2 separate regions of the Homo sapiens genome follow, and region 2 is linked to region 1. A link is an interaction called in ENCODE POLR2A ChIA-PET data of the cell type or tissue named here. Cell type or tissue: HepG2. All regions are shown on one strand. Each heading gives the region's core, and the rest is flanking DNA. Links, peaks and the distances in the headings are about the cores only. Region 1 overlaps NAV2 (neuron navigator 2). Region 2 overlaps NAV2 (neuron navigator 2).

Region 1 (2,907 bases), core at 154-2,653:
TGAATAAATGAATACATCAACATTTCCTAGCTTACCTTGATGACAAATCAGAATGTTTACCTATTATGTTTGCCTAGAGCGAGGAAACAATGGAAACTTTTTAGAGCGTGTGTGTGCATCTGTGCCCATGTGCCTGTGTGTCTCCATACACACAATCACCATCCCATTCCCAAGTTAACTCGGATGTTGGACAGATTCTCAAAGAAGTAATATCGTAAAGATACAGTCAGTTCCAGGGACAGCATAGAAGGTAAGGGGTGGTTTGAAGCATCCTTGTCAGCCAGAACTTGGGTCTGTCCCAACTTTTTTGTCTTAATATATCTGGACACTACTCCTTCCCTCAAACTCACCCACTGCCCACCCCCACCTCTGCTTCCCACTCCCCACGGCAGATGCCTCAGCAGTATTTCAAGTGGACGAGGGCCCTGAAGGATGAGATGTGAATGATTAACTTTGGTTGGGACTCCTTCGAGATTACAATCTTTTTTTCATTCACCTGGGAATCACCACCAGACCCTCCTCTCCTCTTTGAGCAGATCTTTTATTCCCTCCCTTTTCAGTGGGAGAGGAATGGCTCTTCATTCCCCTTTGAAAGCTTCTGTTTGCTGAGCAAATGCTGACCACACAGAGACCTCGCTTGGAGCCAGTTACTGCTTCCTTCCCTAACCATCCCCCAGGGCCACAACCCCCGCTCCCTGCTTCCACTGGAGAGGCCACCCTGGCCAGGGGGAGAGCCTTTCTTGGGGAAAGTCTTTGAAAGCTACCAGGAACCAACTGGTAGGATTTTTGGAGAGGGAGTCAGGGTTTTGGAGAACATCTTAATCCTTCGTTTTCAAATAAAGCTTGTGGCTATAACATAAGTTTGCTTTTGAGTTCTCAGTAGTAATACAGTTGTTCATTGTTCATAGCATCTGTTTACATAGTTCTTTCTGAGTGCCTTGATTACAGGTTTTAATAGGGATTAGTCCATGCAACCCCTTCCCATCCCAGAGCTGGGACTCTCTCCCACCCACCTCCCCTTCCAGCCTCTGTACCATAATGTTTAATGTAGCCATGCCTAGACTGAGATTCTTTTTCTTTTGAAATAAGTAGCCTGCGGAATTAATGCATATTTTTGTTGGCACTGCATCAAAATTGACATCACCGGAAATAATGTATGTGTGTCGTTGTTAACTGTACAAACAGGTATCATTTCCTTTTTAGGTTCAGAAATTCTCTCTGTAGGCTAATCTTTTCAATCGAATGCTTTGCCTTCAGACGTCAATGGAATGAGCTAAGAAATGTTATAGTCAATGATTTTTGCATCATTAAAAGTAGCACTTAGGGCTGGAAAGACTTTCTGCAATGTTTCTGTGCAGTCTGTGAGGATTTAAAGTAGTTTTTCATTCTTAGATTTTCTTCAATTTGACCCGCTGTTGCAAACTCCCCTGGGACCACATGGAGGGCCCTTCCATTCAGTGCTTTACGGTAATGGTTTCAGAGTTTGGTGTTAGCTTTTGCTTTGCTGAAACTTTTCACAGCTGACTTGATACCAGCACTGAGGCCTGACCTCTCGATCCTTCAGCACTTCAGAGGTTAATTTTGTTGGGGGATCGGATTTCTTTCCTGGCCTGGGGAATGGTGATCCCTGCTAGCTAGTCCTTTAGTTACAGAGTTGCTGGGTGCCTGGGATTCCCTGGCCCAGTGTGGGCTGGCTCAGCTGGCTAAAGGACTTGCCATCCTGTGAGATTCATTCAGCTTCTTTGTCCGCTGTTCTCCAAGGGCCGCAATGTAGTGAAATGCTCTGGCCTAGGAACCTTACAAGGTAGGACGATTTTCTAAAATTTCTGGGGCCAGGGGGTGGGTGTGGTGCATGTACTGCCTTGTCTTCCTTGGCCGGTATTGAAAAGCCTGGTGGAGCAGCCTGTGGTGCAGCTGCCTAAATCACTGTGAGCTATGTGGTGGTGTGTGAGTGGGGGTGGGAGGGGGCGGGGGGCAAGGTTGCTGGTCAGGAAATTCACCTCTTCTCCTCTTCCGCCCCCATTGATTCTAACCTTGATGGTTTCAGAGGAAACTGGGGCATTACCCGAATGTCCTGGGTCCACCTAGACATTTGGGTAATGTCAATATTTTCCAAACCGTCTTATCAAATTAGGCTACTGAGCCCGAAAATCTGGGTATTGATCACCTAGCTGTCTTAAGTCGTTATTCCGGACTTTTCAGCTGGTGGGGGCAGTACAGAGGGGTGAGCCGGAAAAAGGCAGTGTGGCCCCAGGCAAGGGCTGCTTGTGGTTCAGAGGGCCCTGATTAAAAAGACTTGCAGTTGGAGGTTTTGTTTGGAATTTAAGGATCCTGGTGAACTTGTGGTTGTGTTTATACAGCAAATTGCTGGGTGTGTGTGTGTGTGTGTGTGTGTGTGTGTGTGTGTAAACTAGGCTCCAGGAGAGATGGCATGGGAGGTTTAAGCATAAGGACTTTTCTTGCTACCTTATGACCTATAGAGCTGCCCAGGGAAGCACATTTCTGTTTTTAAGCCAGACAAGGGGAGAAGAAAACAATGTTCATGACCACCTACCACATGCCAAGCATCTAGCAGACATTGTGTCATTCAATTTCATTGCAAAGCCAGGGAGATTACATTCAATTTTGAAAATCACCAGTGGGAACCAAGAGAGGTTAAATAACTTGATTAAGGTTACACAGCTGATAAGAGGCAAAGCTGGGATTGGAACCCAGGTTCACTCTACCACCATGCCTTCCTGGGTGGGCTTGGCATCTGAGCTCGGAATGGTTTTACCTGTTAATTTTAAATGTGACTTCAGCTGGATGAAGGGCGTACTTTGTTGTGGAGGACTCACCGAAATACACAGGATGCTAGCAGCACAGCCTGCCTGGGCTTCTCGGATTCAGCTTGTTTCTGGAAGGAAG
Region 2 (2,907 bases), core at 186-2,685, 64 kb before region 1:
GGGTAGGCAGTCTCATCAGAGGAGAAAGAATAGCTGAGCTGCTAGCCCACTGGAGGAGGAGAAATTCTCCAGCACTCCCATGCGCACTCTGTCCACTGCTGGTGACGACAGACTTAGCAGGCTGAGACCTGGATTAAAAAGAGATTTACTGGGGGACAGCCCCATGGAGAAATGAAGTGTGGTCCAGCTTTGACGTGGGCAGCCCAGACTGCCACAGATGTCTAATGGCAAATGCTGGCTTAGTAATTTATGGGGAAGAGAGAGAGAAAAAAAAATAAATGGGTGTCTTGTCTTCTCAGGAAACTAGGGTTGGGCCTCGATTTCTTGGGAATTTCCTAACTAGCTTTGAGGCTTGAATCCCTTCCTGCCTCCCTCCCACCCCTGCATCCTGTGGGAAGGAAAAAGAAGACGGGAACAAAAGTGGGTGCTTTGGGAGAAGGAAGTCTCAGGCCCTTGTTGAGAGGCCTCCAAATGGGCTGTTCCCTGCCTGCCACCCACCCTTACAGATGTCCTCCTCCTCCCATAGCTTTCCAAAGCACAGGGTCTTCTGGCCTTGGACACTGGAATCCTTTCCTTTGGCCTACCTTCTGGGTAGGCTCCAGGCAAAAGGCAGTAAAATCCCGTGTAAAAAGTGTTTATTGAGTTTGTTATATGTTAAAGACTATGCTAAAAGCACTGAGACCAAGGGAAATGAGTAAGACCAGGTTGCCAAGATCCTAACGCTGTGAAGGAAAGATCATGCAACAGGGCACTGTGTAGGTCAGCATAAGAGTGGTGAGTGAAGGAGGCCAGTGAGGAAGTGATGGCTTGTGTTGGGACACAAACACCCTTACCATAAGGTGAGGGTCGGTGGGAAAAGTGTGGGCTGTGGAGTTTGACCTGCAGTCCAGGCTGGTTCCACTACTCTTAGCTGTGTGTCCTTTAGTAACCTATTTAATTTCACTGTGCCCATCTCATAGGTTTGATGTGAGGTTTCAGTGAGATCATGGTGTGTACTCTCAGCCCAGTGCCTGGCATGCATGCTTTAAGCACTCAGCAGGGTTCGCTACCATATTGTCCACCACTGTCACTACCAGCAGCAGCGGTGGCACCTTGAGGACATGTGAGCTGGGCCTCACAGGATAAACAAGGGCCCAGGCAGACCAATAGCCTAAGGACATACAGGCATTGTCATGTTATTATGAGGTTGGTGCTTGGGTGGGTTGCAGATTCAAGATGGAGGTTGGGAGGCAGTGGGCTCAGGTTAGAAGCTATTCCAGAGTCCACGCAGCAGAGCCACAGGGCTGGGTAAGGCCAGGGCCAGGGGAACAGATGCACAATGAGTTTAAAGACACTTTTTACATTAAACTCAGCCTGATGTGGGGGCCAGTTACACAGGGGACACAAAGGAGACAGAGAAGATAAGGATGGCTCCCCAGCTCCAGCCTGTGTTGTAACTGCTGGGAAATAGCTGATGTCTGTCCTCAGCATCCTTTGTCATTTCCTAGCTTTCCCTCTTGCATGTTAGCACCCACCCTGTGCTCCCAGATTGTCTCAGGCCTCTCAGGCCACCCCCAGACCAAGGTGGGTTGAATGTTTAAGGAGAGTGTAGAATATGATTCCAGGAGCCTTAGGAAAACCCAGTCCCACAGCCTGCCAACTCTTGTCCCCGGAGGAACTCAGGGCGCAGAGGGGAAGAACACCCTGCGTGTCCATAGTTCATTGCAACCCAAGGCAGATGGTGGTGAATGTTAACATGAAGAGGCAAAATGTGGGGGCTCCAAAGTGGATCTGAAACTAGAGCAGGTCCTGTGGGGACCTTGTAAGTTCTCACTTTCACATTCTGGGAAGCCCACTGTGCTCATCTGCAAATGAGAATAATAATGCCTGGAGTTATGGTGACAATTGAATGAGGTGACACAGGCAAAGTGCTAGCCCAGTTCCTGGGGCATTGCAGACCTCACCAAACTGTCCTCATAATGAGGGTGTTTCCTAGATTCAATCTGATATAACCAAATTCAGCGCATCGTGCAGGATAAAAGTACTTAACATATTTCATGCTCTTCCCCGCATGACTCCTCCCCAAGCCCCAAAGGGTAAGAAGCTAGTGAGCCCTCTCCTTAGACATAAGACCATAACTGATGTTCATGTGGGAAGCATGAACACGATACCCTCCAGCCGACAGCTACCGTGCTGGGCGAGAGAAGCCCGCTGTGACTAATCATGCTTAGCAAGGTGCTCCTTCTTCCCCCCCCACCATCTGGACTGTCTGCTGTCTTGTTGGAACGGACCTCCTGCCCTTCCGGGGCTCTTCACTGGCAAGCAGCATCAACAAAACACAGCCAGCATTTGGGTGTTACTGAGACTGGCCCAGATGTTTAAGGGAAATTCCACCTTAAGTCCATTAATCAACATGACCGAGACTCTGCATGTTAGTTGAATCAAGTTGGCAAGTATTTAGTAAGTTCTAGTCAGTTCCAGGCCCCTGACTGTGCCCTGGGGCTTGATGGACAAGAGGAGGAGTCGGTTATTTGTTCTCAAAGCTGGACCGTTTGATACTGTACTTTTTGTGCCAACTTTTGATCATTCAAGGTTCTTACCAGGGGCCCATGAGCTCACACTTAGTGAAGTGTGCTTACATGTACAGGAAAAACATATTCCATCCTACTCTGGAGCTCCGGGTGGCTTATGGGGGCTGATATGTGTGGCATCCCTTCTGTGTGCTAGGCATCTTATCTAACTCCCACACTCTGGCTTTATACTGTTTTTATTAATAAAGAAAATGAAGACCCTAGAGGGTAATTGTTACTTAATTGTCTTAAGCCCATGGAAGAGTTGAAAAAGATGGCCTACCATTTTATTGTCACTTTCCCTTTGTATCCTGGGATTCCAGTGTGACTTTGGTGCTCTTGTTGCTTTGCTATAGTT

Evidence for each region. Peaks named below come from ENCODE experiments on the same cell type or tissue, not always from the same donor. Only the 100,000 strongest peaks of a DNase experiment are listed, where the experiment ranks them.
Region 2: POLR2A ChIA-PET joins it to region 1 with 13 read pairs; 3 of 35 experiments call an interaction of 5 or more read pairs at or near these places.

The regions. Positions count from the first base shown.
Region 1 is chr11:20,021,329-20,024,235 of GRCh38, forward strand. All of the region lies in intron 11 of NAV2 (neuron navigator 2), which reads left to right. LOC124902644 (a long non-coding RNA gene) reads right to left here. Exons shown (of 2, transcript XR_007062616.1): 2 at 1-2,896. Among named protein-coding and RNA genes, the nearest start is that of NAV2-AS2, 27 kb to the right of the region's middle. In HepG2, for the core only: no CTCF peak of the experiment used is centred there; DNase peaks (open chromatin) are centred at 613 and 1,563; H3K4me3 peaks cover 2,500 bases.
Region 2 is chr11:19,957,642-19,960,548 of GRCh38, forward strand. All of the region lies in intron 10 of NAV2 (neuron navigator 2), which reads left to right. Among named protein-coding and RNA genes, the nearest start is that of NAV2-AS3, 22 kb to the right of the region's middle. RefSeq lists a silencer at 562-856. In HepG2, for the core only: no CTCF peak of the experiment used is centred there; no DNase peak of the experiment used is centred there.